3 separate regions of the Mus musculus genome follow, and regions 1 and 3 are each linked to region 2. The links are chromatin contacts, found by Hi-C or POLR2A ChIA-PET in ENCODE. All regions are on one chromosome and are shown on one strand. Each heading gives the region's core, a stretch centred on a gene start or an enhancer-like site at or near the end of the contact. The rest is flanking DNA. Distances are from core to core; before and after follow the strand shown.

Region 1 (3,759 bases), core at 1,118-3,617, 160 kb before region 2:
CCCACAATGGGCGGGGCCTTCTCATGTCACTTATGTTTGGTTTTTTGTTTTTTGTTTTTTGTTTTCCCCTGAGACAGGGTTTCGATGTATAGCCCTGGCTGTCCTGGAACTCACTTTGTAGACCAGGCTGGCCTTGAACTCAGAAGTCCTTGTGCCTCTGCCTCCCAAACGCTGGGATTAAAGGTGTGCCACCAAGCCTGGTGTCACTTATGTTTAATCAAGGTCACCCCCACAAGCAGACCAACTTCATCTAGGCACTTCATGGAGACTCTTGCTAAGCGATTCTCGGTTGTGTCAATTCGATAGTTAAAACTAATCTGATGAGATAAAGATCAGAAATCACAGGTTGTAAGAGGGTTTCATTATGTCAGTACCCTTTCCCTGTAAAGGGAATTTTTGGCAAGATTTCTAGAAAACAGTATGTTTTCACCCTGGAAAGAAGAAAAGTCTTAAAGAGTTGGTAATTGCCCTGGAATTCTCTGATAGAGAATGGCATCAGTTCCTGTGAAGGTGGCAACATCTTCTCTCCTCTCACGTCCCTCACAGCTTTTCTATCCTGACTTATTGCACACCTCACATCCCTAACCAACCCAGGACACTAAGTTTGGTAATTATAACTACGCCATGTCAAAGGTGGGGTGTGTGCAGAGGATTGGCAGGATCACAGCATATCATATCAGCACTTGGACACTGATGCAGGGGGATGGACAGAGTTCTTGCTTTTCTTTTCTGCTTCCAAGACAGGGTTTCTCTGTGTGGCCCTGGCTGTCCTGGAACTCACAGAGATCCTCCTGCCTCTGCCTACTGAGCGCTGGGATTACAGGCCTGTGCCACCATGGCCCACCTGGAATTCCATAAATTTAAGGTCAACCTGAGCTACATAGTAAGACATGGTAAAATGAAAATAGGAGAGATAGTTCAATGGTTAAGAGTACATATTGCAAACTGGGTAGTGCAGTTTTAGCCCAACCTTGCCTACGGTATGAGACCCTGTCTCAAAGAAAATAAAAAAAGTAGAGTACATACAGCTTTTGCAGAGGGCCTGAATTGCACTGCACCCAACTCTAGCCTTGGGGATTCCATGCCCTCTTCTGATTTTTATAGGCACTGTATTCCCATGCAGACACCCACACATAGACATCCACATAATTCAAAAGTAAAGATAAGTTGGTTTTATTTATTTTTATTTATTAATTTTTTTTTTGGTTTTTCGAGACAGGGTTTCTCTGTATAGCCCTGGCTGTCCTGGAACTCACTTTGTAGAGCAGGCTGGCCTGGAACTCAGAAATCTGCCTGCCTCTGGCTCCCGAGTGCTGGGATTAAAGGCGTGCGCTACCACGCCCGACCTGTTTTTATTTTTATTTTTATTTTTTTATTTATTTTTGGTTTTTTGAGACAGGGTTTCTCTGTGTAGCCCTGGCTGTCCTGGAACTCGCTCTGTAGACCAGGCTGGCCTCGAACTCATCCCGAGTGCTGGGATTAAAGGCGTGGGCCACCACGCCCGGCTCCTGTTTTTATTTTTTGAGACAGGTTTTTCTGTGTAGCTTTGGCTATCCTTTGTAGACAAGGCTTGCCTCAAACTCACCGCGATTCCCCCGCCTCTCCAGTGCTGAGATTAAAGGCGAGCACCACCACTGTCTGGCTGCTAATCTTTGTTTTTCTTTTAGGCATCAGAAAGAAGTTGGGGTGTGCAAAAGATAAGTTTGTAAATAGGTTTTAAATATAAAAATAAGTGAAGTAGATTGTTTAGTGGTTAATCACACTTACTGCTTTCACAGAAAGTGGGATATGCCAGTTTCCAAGATGGGCGAAGTGGATGAAGAGTTCCGGGCCAGGCTGGGCTCGTAGTATTGTCATTTTAAAAAAAGGAAAAAGAAAAAAAAAATTACGAAAACAGGGGGCTGGTGAGATGGCTCAGCAGGTAAGAGCACTGACTGCTCTTCCAAAGGTCCTGAGTTCAAATCCCAGCAACCACATGGTGGCTCACAACCATCCACAATGAGATCCGATGCCCTCTTCTGGTGTGTCTGAAGACAGCTACAGTGTACCTACATATAAAAATAAATAAATCTTTAAAAAAAAAAATTACGAAAACAGAACCAAAAACTTCATAGCATCAGTTAGTGGCTTTGATTCAGATTTGTCTTGCTGAAAGCAGCTAGATCACGTGACAGACTCCATACCACGTGGTCTGCCTTGGTGCCTCAGGGGTCCGCCGCCGCCCCACCGTGCTTTAGGCCTGACCCGCTTGGTGACTGTCAGACTAACTTCCGGTTTTCCTGATGCCTCCAGAGGGCAGTTTCCATAACAACCAGCTTGTGACCCCCCTCTTCGCGTGACGTCACTTCTGTTTTAGAGCGAAGGGTGCACTTGAGCGCATGCGCAAAAGGAAACCTACACAGGAAATGGTTTTTTTCTGCGCAGGCGTCTTGGTCCTGAGGGCGGAGCTTGGCTGCGCCGCGGTGCGCAGGCGCAGCCGTCGGTGGGTCGGGTCTTCGGTCGACTGAGAGGTGAGGCTGGGGGCTCCGCCGTGCCCCGTATGGGCGTCGGGGGTCTGTGGGTTTAGCTTCGCTGTGCTCGGGAGCCCCTGGGACAAAGGTGGCTTGTGATCCGGACTTCTGCTCTCTTCGGGGTCACGTGAGCGGGCGGCGCAGAGAGGAAACTGAGGCAGACAGCGTCCCAACCCACCCCCACCCCTCGTCGCTTTTTCTCACGAAAAGGTCAGCGTTTAGGTGTGTGTGGGGCGGATCTCAGTTTTCTCGGGGCCCCTAAGGTCTAAGACCCTCTTACATTGCCATTCCTCACCCTGGTGACCTTGCTTAGCCTGTTGCCTGCCCACAGCCTCAGTTTTCCTCTTCTGTACAATGGACGTTGTCACCATTGTCTGAGCAGTTGTGGGTGCTCCTTCCCATTGGGAGGGTGTGTTTGATTTTGGTGCCAAAGGTAGGTAGTGTGTGGGTTTGAAGGGCAGAGGGCCAGCTGTGCATGCTAGGGCAAATAGCTTGACCTCTCTGAGGAGGAGTTTTCTTAAAACAATGGTAAGGCAGGTGTGCTGACACATGGGCAGAGGCAGGAGTATCGTGGGACTTCCATGCTAGCAAGGACTACATACTTTGTCTCAGAAAACGAAACAACCAAAAGCAAAGACTCGAGCAAATAGTCTAGAACTTTGGTCCACAACCTATAATCCAGTCTTTCAATTGAGAGGGGGAGACAGCTGGATCGCGGGGAGTGAGTTCAGGCCCAGCCTTGGATACCTAACACGGTGGAGGTAGCTGGACCACAACGTGAGACCCTGTCTGAAAATGAAATCGACATAATTAATAGTTTGTTTGTTTTGAGACAAAGTCTTTATCTGTCTCTGGCTGTCCTGGAACTCACTATGTGAGCCAGGCTGGCCTCAGCGCCACCTCTGCCAGGACTGTAGGTGCCACCACCTCATCTGGCATCATAATTAACGTAAAAAGGATGTCAGTCTGGGCCCGTTTAGTTGTAAGCTGGGCTTGCTGGCTGTCATCCCAGCTTGTAGGAGGCTGAATCGGGAGGATGGAAGTGAAGTTCAAGGCTATGTTGGGCTACATGGTGAAATCCTCTTGTCTCAAAAGCCAGGTTGTAGTGGTGTCCGACTTTGATCCCAGCACTCAGGAGGCAGAGGCAGGAGGAGCTCTCAGAGTTCGAGGCCAGCCTCTGGTCTACAGAATGAGTTCCAGGACAGCCAGGTTGCAGAGTGAGACCCTGTCCTGAAAAACCAAAACCAAA
Region 2 (3,629 bases), core at 90-2,589:
TAAAGCGGAGGACCAAGGAGGAGCGAGTTCACACATGGGACGACGCCTCCCATCCTAAGACTGAAGGGGACAGGCAAACCGTGGGCGTTGTGCCTTCAGGAGCAAAGGCTGCAGGTTCCCAGCCAGTGACTGCTCACATGAGTGTGGCCACACTAGCTATGCTCCTGGCCTCTCCTGTATGAATACTGTGTGGCCCCTCTGTGCCCCACCTCGATGGCAAGGCCTGGAAACTTGCTTCCCTGCAACTTAGTGCCAGGAGCCAGCCAGTTTCACCTGTCACCTCCCCACCACTGACACATGGTATTTTTTTAAAGAATATTTATTTTTTTACATCGGTCAGTAACGCAGCTCACTGGGATGATGCTCTGGGGGTTCAGGCCTGGAGCTGCCACAACTGGCAGCTTCCTTTACTGAGCTAGGGCGAGTTCTTTCTCTCTCCTGGCACAGCTGATGGTAGGAAGAGTCCAGGCCTAGTCTTCCCCCAAGGCAAGAGCTCTTGGCCACAGGATGCCACCACTGCCACCAACCTCCAGAACCCACCAGCCACCTCCTGCTTCTAGATACCTCCGTTTTCTTTGTGACCGGCGTTGGATCCTGGATAGTTATGGCTGGCTGCAGTCACTGCGCAGCTCTGCTGCCTTGCCCACAGGGCAGGTGTACTCTGCACTGGAGCTAGCTTCCTTGTATTTGAGGAGCAGGTCTAGAGTAATCTGCAGGTCCTCAGGGGTCTGTTTCTGGCCCTGGCTAGGTGAGATGGTTACCGGAGTGGCACTGCTGCTGGGGAGCCGCCGGCACTGCGCACATCGCTCAGCTCTACAGATTGTTTCTTTTATAAGATGCATGCCAAACGTGTGTTCCACCTTTTCTTTTACGCCTATGATTTGTAATATACATTTTACAACTGGAAACTTTTGTATACTCAAATAAACATTGACTTTAACTGCAGCCTCAGAGTAGATCTTCAGATTAAGATAGGAGCAGCAGGCTGGTAAGATGGCTCAGTGGGTAAGAGCACCGGACTGCTCTTCCGAAGGTCCGAAGTTCAAATACCAGCAACCACATGGTGGCTCACAACCATCCGTATAACTTTAAAAAAAAAACATATTAAAAAAAAAAAAAAAAAGCAGCGAGGATTTTATATTGTACGCATGCGCAGCGGGGAGGTCCAGGACAAAATGACCCTGGTCCAGCCCTTGCCAGGGCGTCAAAAGTCAGTGGGCTCACGCGGGAAGTTGCACAGCCTTCTGGGAATTGTGGTTCGGGTTTCCTTCCTTTCTAGAAGCCAAAGGACAGTGCTTAGGGACGGCGCGCACAGCCTTGTGGGAGCAGGAGTTTGCAGTTTCCCATAGAGCCTCCGAGGTCAGAGTGCACGGCGCGCACGGGTTTGTGGGAGGTGTAGTTTAACTTGTTTCCATGGTGACTCAGGCCGCAGCTTTGTCAGACTGCTGACGACGCGCGCTGCCTTGTGGGAATCGACTCAGCCTCTGTTTCCCGTGGTGCCCCGGCTTGGCTTCCGGGGCGTATGGTCGGTGTGCGCGACCGTGGCCCGGTTGACTGAGCAGCCATGGACAGCGGCTTCGGCTCGGATTTTGGCGGCACGGGTGGCGGGAAGCTGGACCCGGGGGCCATTATGGAGCAGGTGAAAGTGCAGATCGCCGTGGCCAACGCGCAGGAGCTGCTCCAGGTGCGGGGCGCGCCGGGGTTGGTGGCGGGGTTCCCCGGGTGAGTCCCCGCTGAGACCTCGCGTGTGTCCACAGAGAATGACGGACAAGTGTTTCCGGAAGTGCATCGGGAAGCCCGGGGGCTCCTTGGATAACTCGGAGCAGGTGAGACATCTCGGGAACCCGGGGTGGTGAGGGGCGCGGGGTCAGGAGCGTCTAGGAGGTTGAGAGATGTGCGCGTGCGCGGCCTCTAGCCTTAGCTACTGAGGAAGTTGTGCGCGTGCGCGGGGTGAGGACCCGGCTTCTGTGCCTAGATCGGTGCAGCCTTCATGGGTGATCCTCGGGTCGTGTGACCGTCAGTCAGGGATCCCCCTCCACGCTTTGCAGAAATGCATCGCCATGTGCATGGACCGCTACATGGACGCCTGGAATACCGTGTCCCGCGCCTACAACTCTCGACTGCAGCGGGAACGAGCCAACATGTGACCGGGACCTGTGCCTCGGGACACCGTGCTTATGGTCTGAACTGTTTTCCCTGCCAGTTAGGGTGTCTCCTCCTAGCCGCCCTGAAGTCTGGCAGCATGGAGGGCTTGGGGATCGAGGCCTCTCCCCTGGGTTGCTGCGTCCAGCTCAATCTCAGAAGAGAGTGAGGACCCGACAGAGCACAGGGATCTGGCTGGCCCCACTGACCTGTGACCTCAGGAGAGCAGGCCAATAAATCGCTGCTGGGGCAGTAAAGCAGGCGTGTCACCTCACTGCTTCAGGTCCCTTCCCCTGAGTAGGCCCAGACCTCCCAGGGTATCTTTCCCCTTGGGGTCAGTGGGCTGCTGGCTCTCAGGGAATTCGGAGCATGATCTCAGGTGTTTGGTCATCCCGGGGAGACCAGCCGAGGTTAAGAAGCAAGGCTTCATGTAGCCTTCACCTATCATGCATGAGGCCCAGGGTGCTGACCTTAACTCTGAATAAACCAAGTGTGGTGCACACCTGTCTGCCCAGCACTTGAGGGTGGGTTAAGTGTGGAGGCAAGAGGATTGGTACATGAGATTTGGTCAATTTGGTCAGTCCCACCAAAACATAAGCACCAAAGGAGCCAAGTTGGAGACATGCCCTGCTCCTGGAGACTCGTGGCTTTGACAGAGGTTCTGAGCCAGTAGGAGAAAGGACTCTGTTTATTGGAACAATATACACAGTCACAGCTAGTTCCCATCGGACTCCCATGTTTGCCTGCTACCAACTCCTCAGCGTGGGGTGGGTGGCCCGTAGCTGTGTTTCTCAGTCCACGCCTGGGTTGCTAGCCACAGGGCAATCATTCCTGGATGTTCTGGCCTATCCATCCCAGCACAGCAGCCACTCGAGTGTAGACACCTGGGAAGTGGGGCCTGCCACAGCCGTAGCCCCAGCTGGTGACCCCAGTTAGCACCCATTGGCCAGATGGCTCCCTGCAGGCCAGGGGTCCCCCTGCATCACCCTAAAGGAGAGAGTGTCCTCAGACGAGCATCCCTCGGGAGCAGGCATGACTCCTGCAACTGCACTCACAAGGCCCCTGAGTGAGAGAGAGGCTGCCAAGAGCCTCACTTTTGCCCTGTGGGGAATGGGTTCAGTGCTAATGTGCTTCATTATTTGCACTGGCTATGCCTCTGCAGGGTCCTTGTCCCAAGGAACAACGTGTGTGTGTGTGTGCTGCGCATGTGCAGGCCAGAGCAGGGTGCTAAATGGTTATCTGTCGTTTTCCATTCCATTCCACTGACACGGGGCCTCTCTGTGAACCTGGAAGTAGGTGGTGGCCAGTTCCCCGCTAGTCCCCCTGTTGCTACCCGCACAGAATGGAGTTACAAGCGCACATAGTCTGTAAGCACCAGTTTTTATATGACTCCTGGGCATCTGTGCTCAGTCTTCCCGTTTGCACAGCAAGCATCGCATAAAACACATCAGTACAGATCTCCCTGTACCGAAACACATCAGTATATG
Region 3 (3,677 bases), core at 590-3,089, 150 kb after region 2:
GGTAACTCATGGGTTACACAGGGCTCTTGGGACACAGGCAGAGGCAGGTGGATAGCCTGGGCCTGAGCCGAGATTATCCTTCCTTGCAGAAGTCTGCATTGGCTCTTCCTAGATTGCTCTATTGTTTTTATTTGTTGGCTTCTATGTTTTTTTGTTTGTTTGTTTTTTGGTTTGGTTTTTCGAGACAGGGTGTGCCACCACACCCGGCGGCTTCTACGTTTGATTTTGTTATCTTGTTTTACTTTTTTTTTTTTTTTTTTTTTTGAGAGGAGATCATTGTGTAGCTTTGAAAGTTGATATGTGCAGGGCAGTGGTGGCATGCATCTTTAATCCCAGCACTTGGGAGGCAGAGGCAGGTGGATTTCTGAATTCGAGGCCAGCCTGCTCTACAGAGTGAGTTCCAGGACACCCAGGGCTATACAGAGAAACCCTGTCTGGAAAAAAATTTTAAAAAACAAAACAAAACAAAACAAAAGAAAGTTGATAAGTAGCCCAGGCTGGCCTTAAACTCACAGAGATCGGCCTGCCTCTGCCTCCCGAGTGGAGTGCTGAGATAAAGCCCTCTGGAGGCACCATGTCCATTCTGCTTCAGCTTTGGCTGGTTGTTGCTGGTGGTGTTCTTGGGACAGTCTTCTGTAGGCCAGAATGACCTTGAATGCCTTTTCTTTTTCTTTTCTTTTCTTTTCTTTTCTTTATTTCCTGCTTGATTAAGGAAATGAACTTGAGCAAATACTGTCCCACTAAGCTAGTCTAAGAGCAGACCTTGACCAGCAGCCCCCCAGCCTGCTGCTGCAGTGACAGACTGTGAACGTTCTTTATATCTGACCTACTTCCTCATGCCCTTTAGAGAGAAGGCCAATCCTGTTACTCACTCTAGGGGATTCCTACACAGAGCTCTCCTCCGTGCCTTGTAGCTATTACTTTCTCCTTGTGTTGTCCAGAGTGAGGCTCATCTTTCCCTACAAGACAATGTCCCAACTTCAGTGGTAGTGGAGAGAATTTCCCAGGTCTCTCATGCTTTCATTGCCAGAGCTAATAGGGCATAGCCTGGTGCCTCCTAGGAGCTAGGGCCAAGCACTTCCTTGCCAAACACGCCCCCAATCACTCACAGAGGATTCTAGGCGAGGCTCCACCCCTGACCACGCCCCCAGCCCACCCCTTTTCCTCCCCCACCCCCAGGAGGCAGGGCTTAACCCTAACCATGCCTCAACCCCTCATTGGAGGATTCTAGATAGAGTTCCAGCCCTGTCCACACTCCCAGCCCCTCCCTCACTGGGGGTTCTACACGGGAGTTTAAGATTTAGTGTCTATATATATTGCCCAGGAAAGTTTTAACTCATCGCCTTCCGGCACCCCAAGTGCTGGAATTTTAAGGATTATGTGCTGGGATATGGAGGGTTCCATGCGGGCACGAGGAGTCTGGGATGTGAGGGGTATGTATGCTCAGGACCTCAAGAAGACACCCCCACCCGTGCCCAGATATCCTTTTACCTTTTGTTACCAAACTCAGCTTAAAACCTAAAAGAAGCAAGAGAAAGCCTAGGTCCAGAGGGAGAGGGAAGTCCCCTCGCCCACACCGTGGCTCCAGAGGGAGCGGGAAGTCTCCCCACATCCCCAGCCTCTGTCTTAGAAGTTCCTCTGCAGCTTCCTGCACCTTCTTGGTTTCAAGGCGCTGGCCGGTTCTGCTAATTTTGGGCTGAGAGCCCACAGGATCCTGTGAGTCACATCTTAAAATAACCTCCGTTTCTATATGTGTGCGCACTCGGCTCTATTTCTGGAAGTCTGAGTAATAGCCGAGGAAGCCGGGGGTTTGCCATCGGCCACTCCCTCCCAGCCAGCACTGTGCCTGAACTCCAAAGTACTCTCAAGAGTGGGGAGTTTAAGTTCCAGACCAACACCAGATATGGGATAAGTGGGTGGAGAGCTGACCTGGAACGTGGGAAACCCTGAGCTGCATCGCCGGAACAACTCTCATAAACGGGGTGTGGTGAACTAGCCTCTCACCCACCACTGCACTGGGAGGTGGAGGCAGAGCAGTTAAGAGATGACTGAGAAGATCTATAAAGAGCACTTGCTGCTCTTCCAGAGTTGCTGAGTTCAATTCCCAGCAACCACATAGTGGCTCACAACCATCAACAAGGGTATCTGCTGCCCTCTTCTGTCGTGCAGGAGATAGAACACTCATATATATAATACATCTTTTTTCTTTTCTTTTCTTTTCTTTTCTTTTCTTTTCTTTTCTTTTCTTTTCTCTTCTCTTCTCTTCTCTTCTCTTCTCTTCTCTCCTCTTCTCTTCTCTTCTTTTCTTTCTTTCTTTTTTTTAAAAGAGGGACCTCATGTCCATGTCTAAGGTGGAGAGAGATGGAGATGCAGGACTTCAAGCTCAGACCTCCATACACATTGGACACATATACTTTCATAAACAAAGAAAAGGGCCAGAGGAATGGCTCAGTTGGTGAGGAGTTTGCCTTCAAAGACAAGAATCCTATTTTAGTTCTGGTGCCCACACACAAGTGTCAGGCCTAGGGTGGTGGCATGCCCTGGTGCCAGCCCTGGGGTGGTGGCCCCTGGAATTCAGGAACTGGAAAAGCACAGACAGGAGCCAGCCTAGTCTAATTAATGAGTTCCAGGCTAGGAGAAACTGGCTCAAAAGGAGTAGGCAGCAGTCCTGAAGAACACAGCCGAGGCTATCCTCTGGGGATCACAGCCTAGGCTATCCTCTGACTTCCATGCCCTACCCACCCATATATACACCTGCAGGCACACACAAACACAGACATACAGAGTAAATAAACTGTTTAAAGAACAGAAAATAGGCCAGGAGTGATGGCACACGCCTTTAATCCCAGCACTCTGGAGACAGGCAGGCTGATCTCTGTGAGTTCAAGGTCAGCCTAGTCTACAGAGCAAGCTCCAAGATTACCAGGGCTACACAGAGACTCTGTCTTGAAAAAAAAGTGTGTGTGTGTGTGTGTGTGTGTGTGTGTAGATGGCTCAGAAGTTAAGAGCACTGACTGCTCTTCCAGAGGTCCTCAGTTCAATTCCCAGAAACCACATGGTGGCTCACAACCATCTGTAATGGGATCTGATGCCCTCTTCTGGGGTGTCTGAAGACAGCTATAGTGTACTCACATATATAAAGTAAATAATTCTTTAAAAAACAAAACAAAATAAACAAACAAAAAACTAATGCCGGGCAGTGGTGGCACACACCTTTAATCCCAGCACTTGGGAAGCAGAGGCAGGCAGATTTCTGAGTTCAAAGCCAGCCTGGTCTACAGAGTGAGTTCCAGGACAGCCAGGGCTACACGGAGAAACCCTGTCTTGAGAAACAACAACAACAACAACAACAACAACAACAACAACAACAAAAACCCCAAAACAAAGAGCAAAACAAACAAACAAATAAACATACTAAAAATCCACCCTGAAATACCCTGAGCAAAGGTGCTGGGAGTGGAAGCAATATTTCATCCTGCAGGTGTAGCGCATCACCAAGAGAATTCAGGCCTGGAACCTGAAGGCAGGCAGGACCTTGGGCATAGGCAATGGAGGAGGACTGCAGAATGGCTTGCCCCCGTGGCCAGTTCACTCTACTGGACCTCGGCCAAGAAAATGGCCCAGGGATCAGTCTGGTTAGGGCCTTTACCCAGTCGATGCTCTATCTTCCAAGATGA

The links. A loop is a pair of places that touch in the nucleus more often than their neighbours do. ChIA-PET counts read pairs that join two places held with the same protein, here RNA polymerase II (POLR2A).
Region 1: POLR2A ChIA-PET joins it to region 2 with 10 read pairs in Patski. The contact joins the promoter of Sgta here to the promoter of Timm13 in region 2. POLR2A ChIA-PET finds 5 or more read pairs at or near these places in 2 of 5 experiments (Patski and embryonic stem cell).
Region 3: a loop to region 2 is called in a map of left cerebral cortex, with 2.5 times the contacts of the local background. The contact joins the enhancer-like site here to the promoter of Timm13 in region 2. A Hi-C loop is called at or near these places in 1 of 37 maps with a recorded cell type or tissue (left cerebral cortex). POLR2A ChIA-PET finds 5 or more read pairs at or near these places in 3 of 5 experiments (Patski and embryonic stem cell).

Annotation. Positions count from the first base shown.
Region 1 is chr10:81,058,879-81,062,637 of GRCm38, reverse strand. It overlaps Sgta (small glutamine-rich tetratricopeptide repeat (TPR)-containing, alpha), which reads left to right and starts at 2,367. Exons shown (of 12, transcript NM_001358550.1): 1 at 2,367-2,510.
Region 2 is chr10:80,898,679-80,902,307 of GRCm38, reverse strand. It overlaps Timm13 (translocase of inner mitochondrial membrane 13), which reads left to right and starts at 1,339. Exons shown (of 3, transcript NM_013895.4): 1 at 1,339-1,684; 2 at 1,758-1,826; 3 at 2,049-2,858. The coding sequence starts at 1,565. The coding sequence ends at 2,147. Lmnb2 (lamin B2) reads left to right here. Exons shown (of 12, transcript NM_010722.5): 12 at 1-945. It overlaps Tmprss9 (transmembrane protease, serine 9), which reads right to left. Exons shown (of 18, transcript NM_001081688.2): 18 at 2,814-3,129. The coding sequence ends at 2,968.
Region 3 is chr10:80,749,718-80,753,394 of GRCm38, reverse strand. No RefSeq gene overlaps it. Among named protein-coding and RNA genes, the nearest start is that of Dot1l, 3.6 kb to the left of the region's middle. Within about 2 kb of position 1,839, at least 2 of the 3 ENCODE cell types and tissues checked have a DNase peak (open chromatin) inside an H3K27ac peak, as active enhancers do; they include left cerebral cortex, where a contact is called at or near this core.